Regions from separate parts of the Homo sapiens genome. Here regions 2, 3 and 4 are each linked to region 1. A link is a contact called in ENCODE Hi-C or POLR2A ChIA-PET data. All regions are on one chromosome and are shown on one strand. The core of a region is the stretch at or near the end of the contact, and the rest is flanking DNA. Distances in the headings are between cores, read along the strand shown. Region 1 holds the start of PDE8A (phosphodiesterase 8A). Region 2 overlaps AKAP13 (A-kinase anchoring protein 13). Region 3 overlaps AKAP13 (A-kinase anchoring protein 13). Region 4 overlaps AKAP13 (A-kinase anchoring protein 13).

The links. Hi-C counts contacts between places; a loop is a spot of excess contacts on that map. ChIA-PET counts read pairs that join two places held with the same protein, here RNA polymerase II (POLR2A). Pooled maps may share reads with other maps.
Region 2: a pooled map shows a loop between it and region 1 (12-fold over the local background). The contact joins the enhancer-like site here to the promoter of PDE8A in region 1. A Hi-C loop is called at or near these places in 4 of 37 single-sample maps with no recorded cell type and 8 of 50 pooled maps. POLR2A ChIA-PET finds 5 or more read pairs at or near these places in 1 of 52 experiments (activated CD4-positive, alpha-beta T cell).
Region 3: a map of B cell shows a loop between it and region 1 (6-fold over the local background). The contact joins the enhancer-like site here to the promoter of PDE8A in region 1. A Hi-C loop is called at or near these places in 2 of 168 maps with a recorded cell type or tissue (B cell and breast epithelium), 9 of 37 single-sample maps with no recorded cell type and 11 of 50 pooled maps. POLR2A ChIA-PET finds 5 or more read pairs at or near these places in 1 of 52 experiments (activated B cell).
Region 4: a map of CD8-positive, alpha-beta T cell shows a loop between it and region 1 (24-fold over the local background). The contact joins the enhancer-like site here to the promoter of PDE8A in region 1. A Hi-C loop is called at or near these places in 2 of 168 maps with a recorded cell type or tissue (both CD8-positive, alpha-beta T cell), 2 of 37 single-sample maps with no recorded cell type and 8 of 50 pooled maps. POLR2A ChIA-PET finds 5 or more read pairs at or near these places in 1 of 52 experiments (activated B cell).

Annotation. Positions count from the first base shown.
Region 1 is chr15:84,980,606-84,987,053 of GRCh38, reverse strand. PDE8A (phosphodiesterase 8A) reads right to left here and starts at 5,198. Exons shown (of 22, transcript NM_002605.3): 1 at 4,706-5,198. The coding sequence starts at 4,891. RefSeq lists an enhancer at 5,017-5,549 and silencers at 5,277-5,766, 6,087-6,136.
Region 2 is chr15:85,580,640-85,586,767 of GRCh38, reverse strand. AKAP13 (A-kinase anchoring protein 13) reads right to left here. Exons shown (of 37, transcript NM_007200.5): 7 at 4,661-6,128; 8 at 945-1,066. Among named protein-coding and RNA genes, the nearest start is that of LINC02883, 180 kb to the left of the region's middle. RefSeq lists a silencer at 5,096-5,390. Within about 2 kb of position 4,512, at least 33 of the 41 ENCODE cell types and tissues checked have a DNase peak (open chromatin) inside an H3K27ac peak, as active enhancers do.
Region 3 is chr15:85,701,813-85,708,619 of GRCh38, reverse strand. It overlaps AKAP13 (A-kinase anchoring protein 13), which reads right to left. Exons shown (of 37, transcript NM_007200.5): 18 at 534-601. Among named protein-coding and RNA genes, the nearest start is that of LINC02883, 54 kb to the left of the region's middle. RefSeq lists an enhancer at 963-1,272 and a silencer at 3,639-3,768. Within about 2 kb of position 1,404, at least 23 of the 41 ENCODE cell types and tissues checked have a DNase peak (open chromatin) inside an H3K27ac peak, as active enhancers do; they include B cell, where a contact is called at or near this core.
Region 4 is chr15:85,686,265-85,692,512 of GRCh38, reverse strand. The region is part of intron 16 of AKAP13 (A-kinase anchoring protein 13); the gene reads right to left. Among named protein-coding and RNA genes, the nearest start is that of LINC02883, 69 kb to the left of the region's middle. RefSeq lists enhancers at 724-813, 964-1,013, 4,607-4,916. Within about 2 kb of position 2,597, at least 31 of the 41 ENCODE cell types and tissues checked have a DNase peak (open chromatin) inside an H3K27ac peak, as active enhancers do; they include CD8-positive, alpha-beta T cell, where a contact is called at or near this core.

The DNA of each region.
Region 1 (6,448 bases), core at 3,949-6,448:
ACACTTTCAAAGGAAACTTTCAGTAATTCCATATAATCTAGCAAGGGTCAAAGACCCCTACTGGAGGAAAAAAATCAGTCAGGTCACACACAAAGAGAAAATTGCTTTAGTTTAGCCAAATGTAAAATTTTGAGTAATCAGTTGGGCACAGTAACCCACACCTGTAATCCCAGCACTTTGGTAGGCTGAGGCTGGGGGAATCACAGGAGCCCAGGAGTTTGAGCCTAGCCTGGGCAGCACAGCAAGATCTCGTCTCGACAAAAAAAAAGTTTAAAAAACTGGCCATGCATGGTGCGCACCTGTAGTCCCAGTTACTTGGGAGGCTGAGGTGGGGGGATCACTTGAGCCCAGGAGGTCAAGGCTGAGTGAGCCATGGTTGTGCCACTGCACTCCAGCCTGGGTAACAAAGCAAGACGCTGTCTTAAAAAAAAAAAAAAAGTTTTGACTAATCCACTTTGTAAACTAGGAGCAGGCAATAAATTTTATTCCATTCCAAATGTTACTTAAGTAACATTTGGAAACCACTAAACTTTAGTTGACTAAGATGGCAAGAGTGGCCAGTTTTGTGCAGGAAGGTGGGCTAGCAGAAAAAAGCAAGGAGGAAGATGGAAGTGGGACGGGAGGTGATGCAAAGTAAGAGAAAAGAGGTTGAAGGAAGTGAATGACAGAAGCAAAGGGAAACAGAAATGGACCAACTAGAGAATGTCTGAGATTTTAAGTGAGTGCTGACAGCAGTAACACTCGATTAGAGGTTGGCTTGCAGCTGTACTATTATCTATCACCTTAGCTGCACTAATCCTTACATCTTTTATTTATTATTTATTTTTGAGATAGGGTTTCTGTCTGTTGCCCAGGCTGGAGTGCAGGGACGCACTCTCGGCTCACAGCAACCTTGAACTTCTTACCTCAGGTGATCCTCCCACCTCAGCCTCCCAAGTATCTGGGACTAAAGGTGTGCGGTGCCATGCCCAGCTAATTTTTTTTATTTTTTGGTAGAGACAGAGTCTTGAGATGTTGTCCAGGCTGGTCTCAAACTCCTGGGCTCTAGCAATCCTTCTGCCTTGGCCTCCCAAAGTGCTGGGACTATAGACATGAGCCACCGCGCCCAGCCTCTTTAATCTTTCTTTACAGGGAAATCTACTCTGCTCAACAGGGTAGAAATATATTATTCCCTGGGTACAGTGCTCTGAAGAGCAATAACCAGAGATTTCCACAAAACCAAATCCAAACTTTACAGCCTCTACTCTGGTTAAAACTGGCTTCTATTTCTACTTACCTGGCCTGGGTGGATTTTCAACTTGACAGCCTGGTTCACAAAATTCTCTAATTCAACATACGTTTACGGAAGGCCTACTGTGCATCAGGCCTGGGGGATACAGCAGTGAACAAAACAAACATGACTGCCATCTCACAGAGTTGATTAGTTGGGGTGTGGGGAGCATCAATCATTAGCAGTGCAGTGGGTGTTTGCAAAAAGGAAGATAGGGGGTGAGCATAGGGTCTCTAACACTACATGCAAATCTTTCAAGGGCAACTCAAGTCCTGGCTAGGGAAAGTGGAAATGGGGTAAATCCAAAGACTGGCAAGAAAATATTAAAATGTTACAGTTAAGGCTCACTCACACTGATTAAAAATAAACAAAACTCTAAGTGTTCAAACTGAACACAGCATTCATTATCTGTAACCACATAAACTTAAACTCCCGAAAGGAATAAACAGACAGAGGGTATTTTTAGTAATACTTAAATAAGTTCATACAGACAACCCAGCCTAATATATTGCAAGATCTAAAGTACCTTTGGAATCATTAAGAAGCAAATTACATTCGTTGAGTTTTACTGTTAATTATATTTCTTGTACTTTGAATATTGGTATCTCACATAAAGAATCAGGTCTTAACATGTGGCCTGCCTGACATACACCTCAAGAAAAGGGCTCCACAATCAACTAGTTTAGGAAATGATGCACACTCTAAAAACCACTTGGAGACTCACAGATTACTTTCAGAAATTAGGTTCTCTGACAAGCCCTACATAAAAGAACTCTGTTGAACTTAGTCTGAGCCAGTATAGGCCGCATATCTCTTATCCCAAATGCTTGAGACCAGAAGTGTTTTGGATTTTTTTTTTTTGGCTTTTGGAATATCTGCATTATATTTACCAGTTCAGCATCCCTAATCTGAAAATCCAAACTCTGAAATGCTCCATTGAGCACTTCCTTTGAGCATCATGTCAGCACTCAAAACAGACTTTGGAACATTTCTCATTTTCTGATTAGGGATATTCAACCTGTATTTCCCAAAAACTTACCAGACCACGGAACTCTTTTCTCATACAATACTAACAGTCCACATATTGTTCCATAGAACACATGCAGGATACACTTTAACGCAAAGTACATACTGCTTAACCTAAAAATGCAATTAGTTATCAATCTCCCACCCACACTGATAAACTGGTATTTACTAAATGCTGTAGGACTATAAAAGCATCCCCCAATGAATTTCTTGTTGAAATTCACTTAAAGATATGCTGACTTACAGTTTTAATAAGAAATTTTGTAATGAATTAAATTGCATCTTGAGATAATACAAAGAAACTAATTTTATGATTTAATTTTGCTAAATTGCTAGCAGTTTGCCTTCTCTAACATGAATTTCCAGAGCATAGTTAATATCTTAAAATTTAAAAAGATTCATTTTCAAAGAAAAAATATTAGACTAGAAAAAATGCTGACATTTACCTCTGCTCTACTATCTGACATGCCTAAATGCAAATAACTGTAAATGAGATATCAACATGTACAGTTCATGAATAACAAGTATGGGGCTATTATTTCTGTGGTTGTGGTGTTATAATTTATAATTTGACTCCTGCTCTGGAAATACTATTATTTTGAAGTCTACATAGGAGGCTTTATGAAATCAAATTCCAATGACTGAAAAAGTTTCATCAATCAGTTAACAATTTTTTAAGAAATCAGTAAACATTTATTTAGTACCTACTATGTGTATGCCACTGGGTTAGGCACTTTAAGGATGAAAGTATTTTCTGAGCCCCCAACACAAGACAATGGTCTGCCAATACAGAAGAATGGTTGAAGTAAGTACTTAAAAACTCAGGGACCTAACGGCACTGCGATAGCACAAGAGCAAGCTGCTGCTGCACTGGGGAGGCTTACAAGACACCTAGGTGAATTTTAGGACACCCAATCCACCACAAAAAAAGCCTGTAAGACACAAAGGCCCCTCACTATAAAAGGGCTACTTTGGTAATCTGAAATTATCACATTAGTCTGCAAAATGTTAGATTTGGACTGAAAACTTGAAAGCTGTTAAAGTTTCCATATGCACCTGTGTAACACTTTTTTAAAGCCAAGTAGGCTTAACACACAGCTTAACACTGATATTAAGAGCACCTTGAGTTAGTAAGCCTAAACCATCAGAGGTTTCTTTAAAGAATCTATAGGAGAAGGAATTCAATTTCTGATAATCAGAACAAAGTTGAATTTTCACTTAGGGTATGGGAATGGTGGGGAAATCAACTGTTATGCAACACTGAAAAAGACTTTCCCCTTTCGTACAGAAAAAGTATCATGACGACTGCTAGAAATGTAAGACAGAAAGTACATCAAACTATATCCCTCAAACTTCGGAGGTTCAGCAGTTCTCAGCAAGCAAGGAAAAATCAAACAAATTTTGCAAATTACTCTTTCAAAAACTGGTCGTGATGAGAGGGATGACAGCCAACAATCTGCAGCCATGCACGAATTTTGTTGTTGTTGTCTTTTACTGGTTTAACAAAACATAAACCAACGCATGAGTTCCAGCTTTAAATTCTGAAATGAGAGAACTGGAAAGCTGCTGCTGTGTGCCTTAATGATCACGTTTTTCTTTTTCCTTTTTAACTTTCCTTTAGAAAACCTCAACAAAGACTAAGCCCAGAAACTTTGACAAAACATAAGCCAAGGCAACATGCGCTGGAGAAGACACGCAATGTAAAAAAACAAAAAACCCCAGTCACAAAATGTCCCAGTAAGTCGGCTTAATAAAAGATTAACTTTGTTCTGCTGAATGCTTCAAAAATCGCGTTTCACAGTATTTTCTAATTACATATGCTTTAAATACAGTATGTATGCTAATAAACGTGGACCTCAAATACATGTGCAATGAAGCAAAGCTGATGTTCCAGATTACATTCTAGCAGTCCCGAAGAAAATGGTAACCTGCAACTGCATGTGCAAAGCTGACAGAGGGAAAAGAGTGGTGAGGCCAGTCGCCCTTCCCTTTCTACCACAGGAAAAGAACAAAGTTCACACTGATTTAACATTGCAGGGGCGCGCCAGAATATCCTGGGGGTTTCCCTCAAACACCCGCTCTTGGAGAGGAAATTGATGCAAGCGCCTCAGTCAACTTCACATCGGGCCCCGCCGCTCCGGGAGTCGGATGTGTCCAAAAAACCGACGCCGCGACACAGGCGGCGTCCTAATCGCAACCCTAGGAAATCAGGGTCGCGGGACCTGGGTCGGTCCTTCTCTGAACGCTGCCCCGGCAAGGCGGGAGACTGGCGTCAATCAGAACCATCCAAAGCGGGACAAGAGGGCACCGAGGCCGGGTGGGGGGGACCCCGCCCGGCCCCTGCGGGAAAGTTGCTTACTGGCCGGGCCCGAGTTTCGCGGCGGCCCCAGAGTGCCCGGCGCCCCTTACCTTCTTGCCGCTGCCGTCGCGAAGCTCCGACTCCAAGAGGCCGGCGCCGCGGGTCCGGGGCAAGGCGGCCGTCTTCTGGCCCTGCGGGAGGCGCGGCCCGCCGGACGACAGCGGCGGTGCCGCGGGGCTAGGCGCGTCCTCGGCCACCAGGCGCTCGGAAATGTGGATGCTCGGGGCACAGCCCATGCTGGCGGCGGCGCCGCGGACACGCTGGCGGGTAGCCGCGATCCGGTCAGCAAACGGCCCACCCGGCGCCTCCGGGCCGCCGCGGGCGCCGTGTCATCGCCGCCTGGGCGGGCGGCGGCGAGCGCGGATCTCGCGTCAGGAAACGCGGCCGCCCCTTTTATCGCGGTGCGGGCGCTGCGGCGGCGGCGGCTGCGGTGGGAAGGGGGCGCTTAGGCGGGTGGCGTGCCGAGGCCGCCCCTCCGAACATGCCCTTCCTGAGGCAGGAGCCGACGGCCGCCTCTCACATCGCCGGGCTCGCCTCGGCCGCGCTTCCGGGGAAATAGGGGGAGGAGATTTGCGCTCTCCTTACCCAGGAGCGGCTGAGTCCACGCCGCGCGAGCCACGCTGCCCTCGCCGAGCTGCGGCACGACCCCCGGGGGAGGCGAGCTCCCGGCCGCGCCCGGCCCCGCTCCCGCCGCCGCCGCCGCCGCCTCCCCGGCTCCAGACTCCGCCTAGATGTGGACACCCACGCCGCTCCGCCCGCTGGGCCGCCGCCTCGCGGAAAAGCCCCCCCAGGCCGAGTGCCGGTGGGGTACAAGGCTAGCCTTAGACGCTCCCGCTGGCCGGGGTTTAGGCGCGGGGTCCGAGGGAAACCCCTCGGAGCGGCCGGGCCACGTCCGCCAGGGTAGGGAGGGGAGCAGCTCGGCTCCAGCGGGGCCTGGGGCCGCACCGTCGAGAAGCGCAGAAACGGCTGCGCGCACCCAGGAGTTGCTGGCGGTACGGCTCCGGCTCCGGCTCCGTGATCCGGGCCGGGTTTTGCCGGCAGCGTGCCGCGCCGAGCCCCCAGCGGTGACCTCCAGCGGGTGCTGGCGTCAATGCAAAGCAGCTGGGGCGCCCGCCACCTCCTCCGGACGCCGCCCGCAACTGAGCATGCGCGGCGACGACAGGCGGGGCGCCCGACTGGGCTACCCAGAGAAGGAAAGAGACTTGCCCAGGGACACACAGCCACCTCCGTCCCGAGGCCACCAGAAGCCCGACCGCCAAATTCGAATTCCGGCTCCGTAACTTAGCGGCTACTTGACCTCGGTGGGGTCACCAAGTGTGAGCCCTGGAGCTGTTACCCAGAAAAGAGGCCGGTGGAAAGACCTCCTTTGGGGGTAGTGAAAGTCAAACTGGGGCGCCGCGCGCCGGGTCCCGGGTGGGTGGGGCCTGGGCGTCCGCGAGAAGCCGCAGCCCACGTGCGCTCCCTCGCAGGCCAAAACCTGGCGCGCCACGCCTCGGATTACACAGGCGCCGGGGCGGCCGCAAAGCTACAGCACCGGGCAGGCTGCAGGCGCCCGTCCTCCTCTCATTTTAACCAAAGTGCTAGTCGGGCGTCCGAGACCCCAAAGGCAGAGCCAGGGGAAGGGGCGTACGCATTGCAGGCCTGGGGCCCATGAGGACCCCGGACACGCACACAGCCACTAGCTTGCTGTGTGAACTGGGCCAGTCACTTAACTTCTTGGTGGCTGGGGCTCCTCCCCCACCAGCTGGAGGGCGGTGTCTCTGGGCGTCCATCACGTATCCTGTAGCGGGCTG
Region 2 (6,128 bases), core at 3,263-5,762, 600 kb before region 1:
TTTTAGTAAAAACAGGGTTTCACCATGTTGGTCGGGCTGATCTTGAACTTCCGACCTCAGGTAATCCACCCACCTCAGCCTCCCAAAGTGCTGGGATTACATGTGTGAGCCACCGCGTCTGGCCTATTGAACCTGTTTTTTCATTGCTGAAAACGATATACTTCATAATTTAGACAGTTACTATTGAGCTATAAAGTAAAAATCTCATTTTGGCTATCAGTTTTTATATAAAGAAAGAAGAGTCAGGTTTAAGAAGGGTTTATAGGCCGAGTGCCATGACTCACATCTGTAATCCCAGCACTTTGGGAGGCTGAGGCAGGTGGATCACTTGAGGCCAGTTCGAAAACAGCCTGGCCAACATGGCAAAACCCCATCTCCACAAAAAGTACAAAAATTAGTCAGTCATGGTGGCGCATGCCTGTAATTTCAGCTACTCACAGCTGAAATTAGGCAGGAGGCGAAGGCAGGAGAATCGCTTTCACCCAGGAAGCAGAGGTTGCAGTGAGCTGAAATCACACCACTGCACTCCAGCCTGGGTGACAAGAGCAAAACTCCATCTCAAAAAAAAAAAAGAAAAAGAAAAAGAAGGAAAGAAAAAAAGAAAGAAAAGGTCTATAGATCCCCTTTTGTGATAGCTCAGATTTTGTGACAATTTAAGCTTACTGACAAATCTTAAAGCCTTGTGCTCAAGGGGAAAATGTTTTTCAGCATAATCTATAAGAAAACATGTAACAGCCCATTCCAAAACTTTGCTGTATGGTATATACCATTTATGAAAGCTTAGCTGCAGCAACATAAACACATTTATATAACAGCACAAGAGGGAAGGGGGAAAATACTATTTTGCCCACTTACCCTCAAATAAAAGACAAAGCCATAAATAAGACACAGCAGAACAGGATAAACACATTTTGTGCCCTTATAGACTTACTGATGCCACTTACCGCCTGGGTCATTGGGCCTTGCTTCATCTTCAGTGTAGCAGCTATGCTCCCTACAGCCACTTCTTCAGAAATTGAACTTGCTCTAAAATCCACTTCATCTTCAGCTTTCACGTCTGGCATTTCTGAAAGTGCAGGGGGGTTACAGAGTACATTTTTAAAAACTGATTCCTGTGCCTTACTATTCATACAACATGCTCCAGGTTTCATGTGTTTTGTTTTGCTTTTGCGTTAAAATGGAAAAGTATTCTTTTGTTGTCAGCGGCTAGTGTCATTTCTGACCCTATGCTGAGCTATTCCTTTATCGCATGGTTACTGGTTTTCCCTAGCCTTTGTAGGCGCTTGGAACTAAGCGAGGATCCAATTCAATGTCTTTTGAACATCCATTTCACTATTGACTTTTTATGACAAATCTGAGTGTAGCACCAACTTGCATATGGAAAACTAAATTCATAAGCTTCAGGGGAACAGATTAATAGCTGAAGCTAGGTAGTCCATCTTGGCCATCATCAAAAAAGCAAGGATTTGTACAAAACAAAAAGGAAAAAGCCACTGAGAATGAGAAAAAGCCTCTGGGACAAGTATGACTTTCACTAACATACAACACACTCTGATCCACCCATCACTGTAACCAGTAAGAATGAACTACTCAGCAGTTACGTCTTATTTTTAACCCTTATTTCTTCCAAAACTGAAACCTAATCACAGACTAGCTATCCCTTTCTTAAGAGAAACGTTTCTGCGCATGTTTTCTCAAGAATTACATAGTTGTCCTCTTGCTGGCCATGTTGACAGACCAAAAACAGTGGTGGTTTTTGTTACCTGACCACCACATGGTCAAGCAAATACAGGAAGGAAATGATAAATGATGTCTGAGGCAAATTTAGGCTTCTGACACTTCTTTAAACGGGACTCATGATTGAACAGTCAAAATTCACCTTAATAATCCAAATGCAAATGGAACTGTCATCTCGATTTCATGTGGAAATGCATCTGTGGTTATTAACCTAGTGATGCCACTACTCTGGCAAGAAAAATGCTCCCCACACTAAAGAGCACAGAAGTTTCTTTCACCAAAGAATAAATTATATTAAGATTTTATTCTAGGAGCACATGACATGTACAAAAGTCTACCTTAAATTTGTAAGAGTTACATTTCTATAGATGAACCTCTTTTCTTCCTTCTTTGACCTTATAATTATATAATCTTACCAGCAGTTTAAAAATGGGTAAACAAGTTTCCTTGCCCAAAGAACCAAAATCTGTGTTAAATTTCATAAAATGTTATTAAAGTTAAAATCTGACTAAGCAATCCCCTTAGAACTATCCCTTGATCAAAACATCTCTAAGTGAGTCAGAGTAATTTCTGGGGGGAAAGAGGGTTGCTTTCCTCTGGGGATGTGATTTTTGGTACCTCCTTCCTTTCCTATACCTATCAACTTTGAAAAGATGCATCTTGGCACAGCAACCAGTCACACTAGAAAACAGTGATTACTCACACTTGACGGGTGTCGGCAGCCTCTGCAGGACTGGCGTGGCTCAGTCATGCATCACTGATTTCCTAAGCACTGTGGTCAATGCTTTTGGTGGGTCAAGGGCCACATCCCCTTCTTTCAAACTGGCTCCTTCCAAATCAGCAGTTAAACCTATGTCTTCTCACTCACAAAACAGTATGATTAAATCTATGAGTAGAATGTAAACTTGATAGAAAATACCCTTTGGCTCTGAGATCACACTCAGGTGCTTTTTCTCTAAAGTAATGTGACCAGGGATTTTCCCAATCCTGGCCATTTTCTGAAGAAAGTACCAATTTCTTCATGACTGGCTACTTTCTCTGTAGTCTGAGACCATCAATACAGAGTTCCTCTGCAGTTTGAGACCATGAGTATGACTCCTTTTGGTAACAGGACAAGTAACTCACCTACACAAAATTTACCAACCTCAAGCCCATATATACTGCTGAAAGTCCATACATTTTTCTTCCTTCTCAAAACCTCAAAATCCTAAACATCCGTCATTTCTCACCATCTTTACTATATGTGCTAATAAAAATCAAAGTCTGAAATTCTCCCTGGTTTTTACTTTTTCTCATAGGATACTACAGACACAATCCCCACAGAGTTCACACTTGCTTGAGTCAAATTCTGACCACTGAGCCAGAAAGAGAAATAATTCCGGCCCATGTGGCCAAGGACGCAGCACCGAAATGAAAAGAACATCACCAGGCATCAGCTTACAGCCACTCCCATTCTTCTGAAATGCCAACCTGCCAGGGCCCCCAAAATAGACTTGTTGTTGTGGCTTTTTTTAAAAATTAGAGACCTCATTTAAATCCTGAGACAACAGCCAGCAAGTATCTATCACTAACAATCCAAAACATTAATAAAACTAAAAAGCTAAAGTCATCAAAAATTCTACCTCGGATTCCTTAAATCCCTCAACTGGGGAGGAAAAAGATTATAAACGGCTAAAAGCCCTTTACCAGGGAAAATAACCACTGTATTTAAATTGCGCTTCTTCCAAAGCAACTTCTTTTGCTCCATTGATTCATTTCTCTCCATAACCCTCCCCCACATTCTTAATACATATGTGTAAAGGGATTTTCAAAAATTGAAAAGAACAGCAAAAATAAACAATAAAGACAAAACAGGCTGCTTCTTACCTACAAAAGCCTAGGGGCAAGCATGGAGATAGGTCTTCTGTCTACAGCTGGTAACAGGTGGTGGTATAGAAGTGTGCATCAAACTGACCTTTAAAGACTTCAGGAGCCAAGATCGTGTCCGACTCCCGTTTCAGCTTCAGCCTCAACCCCCGTTAAGAAGTTTTATTCAGATAGTTTATTTCCACGGAGCAATAGCGGTTTCTCTTTGCTGCCTCGGAACATGGTTACCCACAGATGGAACAGGCTGCTGTGTGAGCAATCTGCTCAGTGCAGCTGCTTCACCAAGATAAAGCAGACACAAGGTCTGCCCTGTGACAGCAGCTCAGCAGACTGGGCTTGGGCGGAAATCCTGCATCCTATCCCCTGCACTGTGCAGGGTCTTGAATTCTCAGACTGCTGCCCAAAAGCAACAGGCAATGGAACTAGAGGTCCACTCCCCAAGCAGGAAAAGGAAGGAGTTCCCCGTCAACAACACCCCTAGCCCAAAAAAAACAAAAACAAACAAACAAAAAACCACCAATGACCTAATACCACCATTTTGGATGTTGGGAAGTCAGCTCAGAACAATACTTACAGCTGTTCATGAAACCACTCTGACTCTAAATTTGCTCAGAATACAGACTAGGATGATAGGGGAGGAAGGGAGTTTCAGGCTTGTAGATAAAACACAGCTTTTTGGCACTGTTTTCTATGGTACTAGAGAAAAGGATTAAGCCATGTGAATAAAAACATCTGCTAAATTCTTTCACCACTTTAGAGTACCTGTGATCTAGGCATTGTTTTCTAGGTTTGCAAAGTTGCAACCACTCCAGAATGAGACAGGAGTGTTTATAAGCTTAAGCAACCAAGCAGTAAGTCTACAATACAGGAAGCAAAATCTGTCCAACCCTGAGATGACGTGCCCCTCCTGATGGTGGTGACTATTAACTTGGCTACCTACCCAATGAGTGCAAGGCCTCAAAACAACAAAGATGCCTATATTTTTACCAGGACACCACAGTGACTCTTAAGGGAATCTGCTTCTCAGACTGTTAATTTTGTATTATGTTTTGCTTACCTGCTGCTGGCTCAGGCCCCTGGACAGGTAAAATGATCTTCTCTGGCTCCTCCCTTCCAGCAAAACATCCTGCAAGGCTCCCCGTGGCTTCCTCAGGAGTACTGCCCATTGGTAGGCTCTCCCCAGGTGGGAAAGTACTCACTTTTTCTGTAAAAGCACTCTCTAGTCCTTTAGTGAGAGGACCCAACTCAGGGCTGGACAGTGACATGTGACAGGCCTCCCCCTCAGTAAGCAGTGCTCCAGCGGCCTTGACTTGTTCGATGACAGCATCCACTATACGGCTGGCAGCCTCCTCTATCAAGTCTGCCCCCTTAGGCAGAGGTGCGTCCTGGGCAGAGACCATGCAAGGTAGAGAGGGAGTGCTCCTTTCCCTGCCTGAAGGCGGGGCTCGCATGACTTCCCTCACACCAGCTGGGGCCCCATCATCATGGGCTGAGAGCTCCATGTCTGTGGGGAGCTCCTTGGCAACAGGCTGCAGTAGGACAGGATGTGCTTCATCGTCTATTTGGGCTTCCTCAGCGTCACCCATGGTACAGCTGTGGTCTGCTCCCTCCAGCTTCCCTTTCTCCCAATCAAGAGGTATCATCTCTGGGGTTCCAACTCCCTGTGGGTCAGTCACAGCTTTGTCCTGTAGAGCCACTGGCAAACCTAGAACGGCATTCTTCTCTTGGCTCAACAAGACGTTTGGAATCAGGATGTCTTGGGTGTTGTGTGATATATTCTCTCTTCTGGGCTCAGCCATACCTTGTAGAGCATTAACCCCTGTAACATCCACCGTCACATCTCCACTCACCTCACAGGCACTAGTTTTTCCCTGGGATTGAGTGTTCTTCACTCCAACATCCAGAGGAGAAGGCTGACTGCAGTTAAGAGCATCGGACCCATCAGACCCATCTGGCAACAGACATGGCAACAGAGCGGAGCTGTTGTGCTCTGCCCCCAAGGCTTCCTGCCTTGACTCTGTGGCCAGACTTGCTCCTGGTGGCACCAGGCTCTGGGCAGCCCCACCTTGAGTCAGCAGTGAGACTTGTGGGGCCACTTCCTTGTTATGTTCAGTTTCTGCCTTAAGAAAGGCAGAGGATGCACCCGGTGAATTACTTAGCTGAAGTGCTTTGTCCTTGGCACAGTCAGCTGAGATTGATTTTTCATGAAATTGTTGAGTATCTTGTCCAGGAGGTGGTGTTCTCTGCTCTTCCTGCAAAGTTCCTGAAGAGAGAGCATTTTCCTTAATAGAGGAACAGGTCACCGCTTTATCCTTATCTTGTTCCTGAGCTGCAGAGCTTTCTGAAACCACCAGAAGTTTTCCTTCTTCAGTCAAAACTGAATCTAAAGCCAAAGTGGCCTTACCCACACTTTGCAGGGAAGAGTCAGTGTTCCCCTTGATATTCAGAGCTTCTGGGATTGCTGGAGGGGCGGGACCCTCATGCTCTCCACCAAGTCCTGTGAGACTGGTATTCCCCATCCCGTG
Region 3 (6,807 bases), core at 155-2,654, 730 kb before region 1:
TCAGGGCAGATACCACCATAAAACAGGCACTTTCTATTCTTACGTCATGTGATCAGAGCCACCTATATTACATACCTGAGGAGAAAAGTGCTACCAGACAGGCTGGGGCTAACCATAACACCCTCCCCACCCCCACCAGCAGGTCAATGCCCCTGACCTCCACCTGCTGCCCTGATAGTCCTGAAGGAGGAAGACAGGTGTATGAACAGCAGGGTAGGCCTGCAGACGTAGTTAAGAAGAAAACCACTTTAAGAGCAATACGGAAATATTAAAATCACGAAGAAATGTATATTGAACGTGAAGAAGTTCTGAAAGCGTTTTCTTTTCTGAAAGTCTAATTCTCCAGTGTTACTCAAGAAGAAGATTGATCGCTTAAGAGAAAAAATATTTTTTAGTTATAATTTGTTCTCAAAGTTGGTACCAAATGATTAAAATAAACAAAATCCACCACAACCTCAACTCTCCCAACTCCCGAGGATTTTGCTGGTTTAAACCCTTTTATTTTAAGCCTTGTTTTAGCCAGAAAGTCTTACCTTCATTTTGACCTTTGCACAGGAGGCTAGACTTTCTCGGCAGCCTTTGTGGACAAAAGCACTGCAATCTGAAAAGAAAGCAAACCCAAGGTCACATGGACAAAGCAAACAGATCCCAGATTCTGAGTTTCCACTGCTGCCACAAGTGGCCTCTGAATTTCAAAGTGAAGTCACTCACATGTGAGAATGTGACTGAAATTACACACTGCAGTCCTCTTCTAGGAAGCAGGTCTGTGATGTTATTTGGAGGAGGAAAAACACGAGCAGATGTGATTTTTTTTTTTTCGGTGTTTGTGTCTTTATTTGGAGACCAGGAGACAGATTACAGCTTAATGAGAGGAACAACGACTCAAGTGATCTGATGGGAAGGGTGAGTTTCCTGGCCCTTAGGAAGCAACAGATGTGATTTCTAATCAACAAAAACTAGTAAGTCTGGAACTTTTCAGACAGGAAGCTGAGAGGCTACCAAAACTAAAAGTGAAAGTGTCTGCCATCAATGTGTAAGTCTAAATTACAAATAAATACATTAATAAAGCCCCTAACAGGGGTTACAAAATTTGTATGACTGTAATAAAGCACAGAATATAAAATCTGAAAAGCTTAACTACGCTGGGCTTTTTGCACCCCATTCTCTGAGACAGGAACCACACATGAAAGGTCACTGGAACCCCCACATGCACCTCTGGGAACTGTGACTTAAGAGAAAATGGAGACTTCTTGAAAGATAAAGCAGAAACCACAATTTGGCAAGGACAGCATTTTATCTCAATTCCTTTACTTTTCACTCCCTTGGCCTACAAGGGCCACTGACGTAAAAACCCAAGCCTCTGTGTCTCAGAAGGCTTACCATCAGCTCTCAGCGCTGCTATAAAGTCACATAACAGAACTGTTCCAGGAAGCCAGAGGTAAAGCAGAAACAAATGAAAGATCGGCCTGTGGGGACACTCGAGGAGACACTCTCATGGGAAGGGCTCACTCAGGAAATCAACCACAGATACCATTCACTAGGCAATGCCTCACAGACTGATTCAGGAAGCATCACAGGTCCTGTCTACATCAACTCACCAGTTAAGGGCCAACATCTCTTTTGGGCCAACATCTCTTTTAGCCCAGACACATGGATTTGTGGGGGACTGGAGTGATGATGGGGAGGGAAGGAAACCAGAAAGGAGACTGCTAGAATCCCAGACCTCAAAGGCCTATTCCATGCCTTTTGTAACACTTCCTTTAACACCCACTTGGTTCACAGGTCTCCTCCTTAATACCACTGGCACAGTGTATTGAGACTCTCTTAGGTTTTTCTCTATCCCCTCTCTGGGGCAGGGACCATTCACCCACTGCTGAATCTTCAAATTAAGACTCTCCAGCATAGTGCCTAGCTCATGCATCCTATTCAAATGCTCCTCTCTCGGCCCTACTATGCCTATTTAAACTAAAATTAGATGAATGCGCTGACACAGCCTTGATTACAGTATGTCAAACATCAATTTAGTAACACAAAAGGACAAACAGCTGTCAAACTAAATTTGACGTAGGTCCTGGCTCTGCATGTATGTATGTACTAGTATGACCCTAGTCCCTTCTTGACAGGCCTCCGTTTCCTCATCTATAAAATTAAAAAGGAGGAATCACATTTTCCCCCAGGTTCCCTCTGCTGTGATTCTATCAGATGGGTAAGTGAGTTTCAGGCTGCTGGACCCACAGCAAGAAGCATAACAAAGTGGTCGAGGCAAACGGCTTTATTTATTTTCTAGTAAGCCAAAACATGTTTCTGCCCATCCTCACGAGCACTATTCTTACTCAGGGTGTATGGTGCACCTCCCCTCCTCTGCCACAGAGATGCCCAGGACTTGCAGCTGGCATGCTCCTTTCTGGTTTCTTCCTCTCCCATTAGTTGATCCATCATATCCTTCCCATGCACAGACTTGAAAGCCCACCCCACTCAAACCCTTTCTCTTCACAAATCCCCACTCAGCTAAAGTCTTTCAAATACATCATCTTTAAGTCCATTTCTCTTTCCCTTCTACAGAAAAAGTATAAAAAGACTATGAAAAGGCAAAGTCAATGATTAGTAGATCTATGTTTTTCAGCGTGCTGAATCCTCAATATATAATGCTGAAGAGAATAAAGCAAATTACAAAAAGAGGTACTGTATGGTAGTATTTATGTAGGTTAAAAACAAAAACAAATTATATGTTGTTTATGTATGAAAATAAATTATAAAACACAGACTACGAATGCACTGAATTCATGACAGTCCTTGTCCTTGGGGAGGAAGGAAGATGCATGGGGCAGGGAAACAAAGGGGAATCTGAACTTAACCATAATGGTTTCTTAAAAAGTGAAACAATCTGAAGCCGTCTGACAGAATGTTACTATGTGTTCATTCTGAATCATGGACACATATGTGATAAATTACCTATGTATAATACTTTGTATTAACATTTTTCAAAATTAAAAAAAATTTTTAATTTTTAAAAAATCATCACACTCTAATGTCGTTCAAAGTTCCTTGGATTTGCTTATAAACATTTCCATATCCTTTTGCATAATCCATTTATCGCATCTTGTGATAACTTAAAGATAAGATTTTATTGTCTTATAATCCAGTTAAAAAAGTATATTTTTTTTCTTTTGTTTTATTGAAAATCTATAATATTTTAGGCACCTAAGGGCAACACAGGAGGTGGCAGATTTGCTGGAGAACCAGCTACTAATTCTGATCTGCAAAAGTGACCAAGAACACTATGGGCAGAATTTGTTTCCAAGTTCTGTTCTTTCTGTTCCTTTCTTCCCAACCAGTTCCAACACCCTACAGAGATTTAAGCAATGATGATTTTTAAGGGAGTGGCACTATCACGTAAAAAGGTTTCAGCAATATTCAAACTCTCAGGCCAGTGTTTGAGTGTCTGAGATGAACATAGAAGCAGAAAAAAATCATTTAAAATGTGCTTCTAGTAAAGAACTTTTCACATAAATTCACTTTTAATTAATTGAAACATGTCCCCAAACCCACAACCCAGCTGGAAGTTTAACACGCTCTATATTATGGTCATGAGTTTTCTCTTAGTGATAGTTTGCATGGACATCTCCTTAACATGCTGAAGTACCTACTTGAAAAACACTCAACTTGTTTCCAAGTTGTCCTGGACTCAATTCACAGTGACAGTTTTAGAGCTGTGCGTGGGTGATTTAGAAACTTCAGCCCCACTGACATCAGCCAAAGTCATGAGACTAAAATCTTACTCTCTGTTTGGGAAAACAGAAAATTACCAAGAACACAAGAATTGAAGACAAATCTAATACATTTTTAAGCTCTCTGCCACAAACCATACCATGTTGTTATGAAGATCAGAAAATAATTATCTGGCCTTTTATTTATTTATTTGATAGATTTCCTAATAGCAGTAGGCAATATGCTTTCATTTTTTAAAATTCTTCAAAAAGGTCTCAGCACAGTGGTTTATGGGAACAGAGCTGATCCCTAATCGGATTCCTCTGTACCTAAAACAAACAGTCCAGCCTTCAACTTCTTTCTTTGCTACAAGGAGGCATCAAACCAAAGAAAATGAAGTTAAACCCACATGACTGGAAACTATCATCTATCTATTGCTGTATCTTTTTTTTAACCCATGCCACCAACCACCACAGATCTTTGGCGAATGGTTATATACTATGTGTTTTTTATCTTTCGGAAGAAAAATAAAACAAACCATTAGCGAGGCTAACTTAAGAAAATCAACTTTATACAATGATAAGAGGAGTGGCCATGCCAAACTGAAATGAAATGACAGAATATCAAAGGACTGCCTACACAGAAACGAGCCACCTTTGGGAGCTGAGTCATATGCAGCCAAGGCTCTGACAAAAAAGGTCTTCCAGTACTTCAGTTCATTGATCATCACTTGGGAATAGGCTGAAGACTTCTGACTGTTCTGCCTACAGATGTGAGCAGCAAAATCTAACTGGGAAAAATGACCTGATTCTTCTCCAGGACACAAGTTGAGGAATTACCTTTAAGGATAGAAATGCACAACTTTCTCCTATCATTTCAACTCTAACCAAGAAAATGAAAATAAAACAAAAAACAGTTAAATATGAGCAAATTTAGAAATGCATGCTACAAAATTCTTTCTGCAACTTTAAACTTCTTGTTTAAAATCTTTAACAGAGACCCTGTCTCTCAAAAAAAAATTATTAAATATATGTGTGTGTATATATATATATATATATTTTTTTTTTTTGAGATGGAGTCTTGCTCTGTCACCCAAGCTGGAGTGCAGTGGTACGATCTTGGCTCACTGCAACCTCTGCCTCCTGGGTTCAGGTGATTCTGCTGTCTCAGCCTCCTGAGTAGCTGGGATTACCGGTCCATGCCACTACGCCTGACTAATTTTTTGTATTTTTAGTGGAGATGGTATTTCGCCATGTTGGCCAGGCTGGTCTCAAACTCCTAACCTCAGGTGATCCACCCGCCTCAGCCTTCCAAAGTGCTGGGATCACAGGCGTGAGCCACGGCACCTGGCCAATAAATAAAATCTTTGGGGGATTTGAGACATCGCCCTATCTGGACTAAGAGTGCTTATATGCAAAAGGCATGTGAGATGTTCTTGGTAGCTGGTGTAATAACCACAGTGCTGATGTACAGAACAAGAAGAAAGCCACAAAAAAGAGCCAAATCATCTCAGCTGAAGTAGCCCCAGCAGCAGTTTTCGTAACAACACTGGTAAACAAAAATGAAATAAAATGAAAGTATTCTGCTTAAAAAAGAATTGCCTTTATTGCTTAGGGTCTTTTTTTACCTTCCTTTTCCCTAAGTAATAAACTTCCTTCCTTTAATCAACTATATGTATTTTATTCTCTCATATAAGCAATGAACTATAAATGCCAGAAAACTGTCTAGAGGGCAACTTTTCTGATGAAATCAGAAGTAAAATCTAACCATCACACACATTCTAAATTCTTATGTTTCCTACTTAGATTGCAGCTGGTTTACTTGTTTATTTTTTATGTAAAAGAAACAACCTACCACAAAAGTACTGAAATGCTGCTAGCACAACAGAAAATAAATCAGCAATAATCTCAGTATCATTTTACATCTGTTTAAAGCAAGCAAAACAGAACCACTGGCAAGACCCCAAAACCTGAACATAACAAATTCCTTATTCTGAAAGACCCCACTAAGTCACTAAGCTTTTCAAAGAACAAATTATTTGTGGCAGCTGGAAAGAACAGCTGACTATTCAAGGACAGCTTTACATAATAGAGAAATAAGAGTTGAAAAGACATTCCTCTATTAACCCTGTTAAAGTCACCTAATCCTAAAGCAAGAGTAGCGTTTTGGCTGAGATAAAAAGTCCCAGTTTCTTGTATAAACCATCATAACATATCATCATGATGGACTATATGGCTGATCTTTCTAACCACAAGTCAAAGGTGACTATGCAGTGCTGAGGGTATGAAGCTCTATCCAGGGGTCAGCCAAACAGGGTTACACTTAACCACAATGGGAAGCCACTGTCTCCTAAGAGCACAAAGGTTTCCTAGGAGGTAAACGACTAACTGCATGGATGCTACATTTCCTACGACTCCTGGGAAGATCCTGGACATGAGACGCGATGGAGGGAAGTGACGAAAGATTCTGCGTCCCCAAATTACTCATATTTTCTACTTCCTGCCAAGATAACACATGGGACTTCCTACATACAAACATTCAGCTTCTTCAGGAAGCTGAAGATAATCAGCCCATTACTTTGGTTCCTTTGAGAAGATGACTACATACTATTTTGTTGCTTTCAATCCTTTTCACTCCTTTTGTGTGTGTGTGTGTGTGTGTGTGTGTGTGTGAGTCTTGCTCTGTCACCCAGGCTGAAGTGCAATGGCGCGATCTTTGGCTGACTGTAACCTCCGCCTCCCGGGTTCGAGCAGTTCTCCTGCCTCAGCCTCCCAAGTAGCTGGGGATTACAAGCGCCCACCATCATGCCCAGCTAATTTTTTGTATTTTTAGTAGAGACGGGGTTTCACCATGTTGGTCAGGCTGGTCTTGAACGCCTGATCTCGTGATCCACCTGCCTTGCCCTCCTAAAGTGCTGGGATTACAGGCGTGAGCCACCGTGCCTGGCCTACCCCCTTCTTTTTATAAGAGGCAGGCTGCAGACTGTCTTACATAAACCTTAATGCTATCACCAGATGTTGAGACTATTTCTACATTACTTCTGGAGTAGGGTGGTATGCAAATTAAAGAATGTATTTTTGAAACTTAGTGCATATTAGG
Region 4 (6,248 bases), core at 1,348-3,847, 710 kb before region 1:
CCACCACCACCACCATCACCACCACCACCACTACTACTACTCAGTAATAGCGTGACCCTAGGTAAATTATTTCTCTGAGCCTTAGTTTTCTCATTTGTCAAATGGGAGTAATCACAAAAGTACCCATCTCATATGTTTTTTAAAACATATGACAATTAGGTGAGATAATACATTTCTAAAGCATTTTGCACAGTGCCTGGCACACAGTGAATACACAATAATGCTTAGCAATATTATTAATTACTCATAATTTACTGGAAATGAGTTTCATTAGCTCATTATTCTCCTAAGCCAACACAGAAAGGTATTGCTTGCAGTAAGGGAAAGGAAGTTTTGATGTGAGCAGGGAAGATAGAAGAAATTGGGGAGTGGCTAAAGGACAACGGTGCAGGGCAGGGAGGATAGGAGAATGCACGGATGACAGGAAGGAGCCTTGTTAATAATTTTTCTCAAAAACCACCTTTGTTGTTCCTCAAGCTAGATACCAACAGGGTCACTTCCTTTAAAAAAATGGGGTTCCAGGGAAAGGAAGTCCCAAGGCTTAGTAGCTCACTCCTCTACCCTGAGTACCTAGGGGTGCAGGAAGGCAGGAAAAGCAGGCAGTGTCCCTAGGTTGGAAAGATAAGCTTCCTACGCCGTGCTCTCTGACCTCTTTTGTGAAGCTCCTTTCTTTCCTGTGGTCTTCCCTCACTTGTCAGAGTGGCAACAGAAACTGATACTCATCTTGTGCTTCCTGTGTGCCCAGCCACTGCCCAGGTGCTTCTACTTACTGAGCAGGCCAAAACCGGGCTAGGTACAAAGCACAGGGGACACCAGCAAATGAGACATGAGACTGGGTGAACAGTGGGGGCACTGGGCTGAGAGTCAGGAGCTCTAAGTGCCAGATTAAGTTGGCCATGTCACCTTAAGAATACTGCAGGAATGTCAGAAATGTTCTAGAGACAGACTGAAAGCAGAGGACTCATATGACATCAAGCCTCAATCTAAGAGAGGCTGTTGTCAAAGCTTACACAGTCATGAAGAGGAACGGAAAGGAATTCAAACACTGAAAACTTGAAGAACTACTGATGAGTGGTGGGTCCTTAATGAAATATCTAAAGCAGTCAGGGACATTTCAGGTGGACACCATCCTTAGGAGGCCAGGACCATGGGGATATAACCATGCTCTCCATAAAAGGTCCTTTAGAAGCACTGTTTGGCAGAGTACTTGGCTGGCTTATCAGTATCAATGAAATAATTTCCTTTCAAACCAACTGGACTACAAAGACCTACCATTCACAAGGTAAGAGGTTTTACCTATTGTCAATACCATTGTTATGTCCTAAAAAAATTCCAGGAAAATGGGTGTCCCAAGTCAGTGATCATGACAACTACTAAATGCCTTAACATTTTGAATCAATGTCTTCTACATACATCATTTCGTCTGACTCAATAACTCTGAAGTGGGCAGGGTGAGCATTATGCTTCCCATTTTACAACGTAGAGGATAAAGATAATAAATAACAGCTAAAAATCTGAACAGTTACTACGTGCTAAGCACTGTAGTAAGCAATTTACATGTATTTTCTCACAACAACCCAATGATAATACTAGGTATTATCTCCATTTTACATCTGAAGAGATTGAAGCTTAGAGATGTTTAATAATGCATTTGAGGCCACACGCCAATAACTGCTCAAGCTGAAATTAAGATTCAGATCTGGCTGACTGTAAAGCTCAGCTCTCATACACTGCACTATGCTGCCAGGGACTGGAGAGGTTGGTTGACTTGCAAAAGGTCACACAACAGATGATCAGCACAGTCAAAATGGGAACCCAGGTCTTCTGACTTTCTGTTCAGAACCCAACCACTGTAATGAAATGGTAAATAATTGCTAGATCTATGATTCATGTGAAGTCTTTTGTTAATCAAATACATATAATGAACATCTAAGAGCCAAATTACTACACTTTTGAACTATAAAAAATAATGAGAGAGGAAGGGAGAAAAACTCCTTCACTTTACAAAACAGGAAGCTGTTCTGAGTGAAAATTGGTAATCACTAAAGTACATAAAACTTTAGTAATAATCAACAACTAAATTTGGGTTTTTTCAAATAATTTCTTTCTTTTAACTAAATTTTGCTAAAGGTTTTTCCATGCATAAAATGTTAAATGGAAAAGCATCTGATTTTTTTGCTCAGGAAAGTTAAATTATACTTCAATCGTTTAAAAAATCTTTTTATGGCAACCAGCTTATCCTCTCAAGCCTTGCAATGCTCTTCAAACCTGAATAAATAAGAAATAGCTTCCCTTTGCAACAATCCAAATTAGTTCTTCCCAGGATGGAAACAAAACAAAACAACCAACTCCACTGGCTCTTTCTGTGTTTACTAGAATTTAGTGCTTTAAAGAAGTCAGGCTCTTACCTCCCCATGCTTTGGTCCTATGAATCTCACTGTTATGTGGGGTACTTCATGAAACCGAGCCCATTTTATCGACATGATTCGACCCCCATGCCAGGAAGCGTGCTCTCACAGAAGCGGGGGCGCATGCCGTCAGGGCAGAGCTCAGCAGCTTTGAGCTGCCATTAGTGAAATCGTAAGAGGAAGCCAGAGACTGGCTGAGAAAGGGAAGGAGGGAGGGCTGAGGCTGCTTGTTTCCTTAAGACAGTCTTAACTGTTTGAATGCTGCTGCTAAAGCCAACAACCCTTGTTACAAAGGATACAGGAAATGAAACGAGACCTCACTCCCCCCAAAAACAGTGTGTGTGGACAGTGCTTAAGCAGCAATATAAGAACTCTAGCAAGGTTTGAGGCCAAGTTTTTACACGGGAAGTTAAGGAACACATCTTACCTATTTTAAAATAGACTCCTCATTTTGTAAAATGCAGTGAGTTTCATAAGAAAACTTTTCAGTGAAGTTGCCTGGTGTAAAGTGGTGACTAGTTATTTTCTGAAGTTTGACTTTTCCATGTTTAACAACTGGCAAAATGCTTTAGCTGTGTGCTGGAGAAACAGGCTAACGGTATTTAACAGGGATAGATGCAGGTAACAACTGCACTAGGACACTATCAAAGGTGATTCTTCACTTTTCCAAAAATACCCCTTTATACATGTAATTACAATAAAAAGAACACTCTGGACAACTGTGAAAACATGATATGATCAAACAACTGTCATGTTACAGATCTTTAATCAAAGAAGGAATGAGAATTACATTTAAAATTAAGTCTTTGTAAACACTACTCTAGGAGGCACTTCTGAAAGGCCTATGGGTACAGCTCTTTTTTATACAGACCACAGGACCTAGGAGCTGTAACTGAATGTCCTGTTACAAAGTCATGTAGTATACTTGCAGCTGTGCAGGAATTTAACCTGTGCACTCAAAAATACCTACTTCAAATCAAATAGATTTGTCTAAAACATTTCTAACCACCTCTTGTTTGTCTACAAAGAGGAAAGCTTAGTATTAGGTTGGTGCAAAAGTAACTGTGGTTTAGAAAAAAGAAAACCAGTGTGATAGGATGGTTTGAAGAGGGTCATTCCACACTCCCTTTGTGAACTCGAACACCATGCATATGAGTGTTTAAATACTCTGTAACACGCAAAATTACTTAGCAGGAAACAGCACTATCTCTCAAAGATACTAAGACAAAAGCAGAAACTGCCAGTCTTCCTGCTATACTTCCTGTTTAGCATCCCCTCTCATCTTCCACAAACACATTCAATATATTTATCTAATCTAATCACTTATGCCAGTCGGTGATAATTCTCAAAAGGACATAGGATCAAGGACTCAATTTCTTAAGTTTATATACAAAACCCAGTGATCCAGACAAAATATGTTACCCTCCTAGGAATGTGAACAGTTTACTGCCTACTGGCTTTTGGCTTCTTTGGACATGTTTAAGAACTGTTTATCATCACAATTATACAACTGAATGGAATATATCTAGGTTAATCACTATAACCTATTTTCATAAAGATATATATATCATGCAAAAGGAAAGCAGACATTTTCAAATAATCCTTAGACACTTCTCTAAGAGTTACAGGTGGCATTTTAATATTATATTCGGTAGATGCTTAAATTTTTCCTTTAAAAGATGTAGGTCTAGTTTTATTGTATGGTAGATTAATAAAACAATTGGATCAGACGGTCTCTCACAGCATCTATTTAAAAAATAATTTTTAAAAACTGAAAATTTATCATTTTCACAGAAAAATCAGTGTCAATATCCATAGTAGCACTTTCAATTTGTTAACATTATGGAGAAGTAACATTATTCAATAGTTAAGAACAAGATTAGAGTTAGCATCACTATGTTAAGAAAATTTAATATTCATTAATTTTTATGTTACCATTTAGAAAATACAGTACTTCTGCATGGTAAAATGCTATGCAGATACATAGCAGAGTGAGGGTATTTAACACAAAATATACTGCTTTACTATTTCCCCTATTTCTTTCCTCTCTCTCTCTTTTTTTTTTTTTTTTTTAAGAGACAGGGTCTTGCTCCATTGCCCAGGCTGGAGTGCACACAGCGTACTGCAGCCTTGAACTCCTCGGCTCAAGTGATCCTCTTGCCTCAGCCTCCTGAGTAGCTAGGACTACAGGTGTGTGCCACTACGCCCAGCTAATTTTACAATTTTTTTGTAGAGATGAGGTCTCACTATACTGCCCAGGCTGACCTTGAACTCCTGGTCTCAAGTGATCTTCTCATCTCAGCCTCAAAGTACTGAGATTACAGGTGTGTACCACTGTGCCCCACCCCCACCTTTTAAAAAATCATCTTTTGCTACATTGACAAAAGCCAAGCTGTTCCAATTTTATTTAAAAGTGAGCTAGTAACACCTCACTATAAAAGGTGACTTACAGTTGCCACTAGGGCACTCTAAACACTTGGTAATGGGAAATGGACTACAATTCAGGGTTACAAATTTGTAATTTTTTGAGTTTCCACTGCTAAAGACAGCACGACCCCAAGAGATCAAATCTTGAAGCCAAGTCTGAAAGAGGAACCAATCTCAATTGCAAAAAAGTGTTGTCATTTTGACAAAGGAGATGATCAGAGACAAGAGGTCAACTGATACTAAAAGTTTCTACCAGTGATCACAGATTTCGGTCTAACACAAAATATGTTTTCTCCTGTCCTTTCTGCTCATCTCCTCCTAGCAAACTCCAGTCCTTTCAGATTAAAAAAGTTAAAAGAAAAAAATTACGCTGTATAGTAACATTTTGTTTAAACACAAAATGATGAGTACTACTTCCTGGAAGTCAGATAACAGGAGGTTGTGTGAGGTTGTGTGAGGTTGTGTGACATGAAGCATACATCTCTGTGCCTCAGTTTGTAAAATAAGGAGGCTAGGCTGAGGGCTGAGACTTTTTTAAAGGTCAGGGTCCAGTTTCTAAATTCCATCTTACGTTGTTTTTTTTCCTATCATGTGTATGTTTTACCTTATCCATGAGATGAGTGGTACATTCACTGCTCTGTCCTAAAACTCCATGACATTGGGGAGATGGCTAGAAAGGGGGAATCTCCACTTATTTATTGGTCTTCCACGAAAAGCTTGTTTGAAGACAAGATTCAGTAGTTTTAAAGCAAAATAAAAAACAATGAAAACATTTTGAATTCATCCAAACTAGATCATAAAGTTTTTCAAGGTCAGGACTATGAGCTTTAGTTCTCTTAGGTGCCTGTTAACACCTAGTGGAATGCTAAGACTATACAAAGCATTTAATAATACTTGGCTAATTTATATTGCTCTGTCCAAGGGGATTTTCTTTTGTTGATACCAACTAGTATCCAAGCCGGCAGTGGTAAGTAAAAAAGGTAAGGCTCTATTTTAAGCCTGGCTGCCAATATGTAAATACGTAGAATACTGGTAAAGCAGTATTCTTTGACCTTCATTTTTTTTTTTTTTGGAATTATAAAACAAGGCTGAGTCTGAAGTTAAATGTGTGATTATGCTAGAAATAATTTGCTAGACTCTTTGCATCTCTCCCTGATTGCCTACTTTCTCTCCATTCTGTACTTGCACAGGAGAAATGAAAACACAATTCTTGTGGCACGTTTGGTGGAAAAATTTCTTTGAATGTATTTGCTAAACCAAGAGATCTTACAAAACATGGTAAAATACTTTGGCTATATTTCCATCAGCCCACTGAAGTGAGGGCTTGAGAAGCTTAGTGCACCTTGTTTTGTGAGGGAGGAGGCAATGCCCTTTTATGACAATATTCTTGAATTCAATGTTTGTTTATTCCCT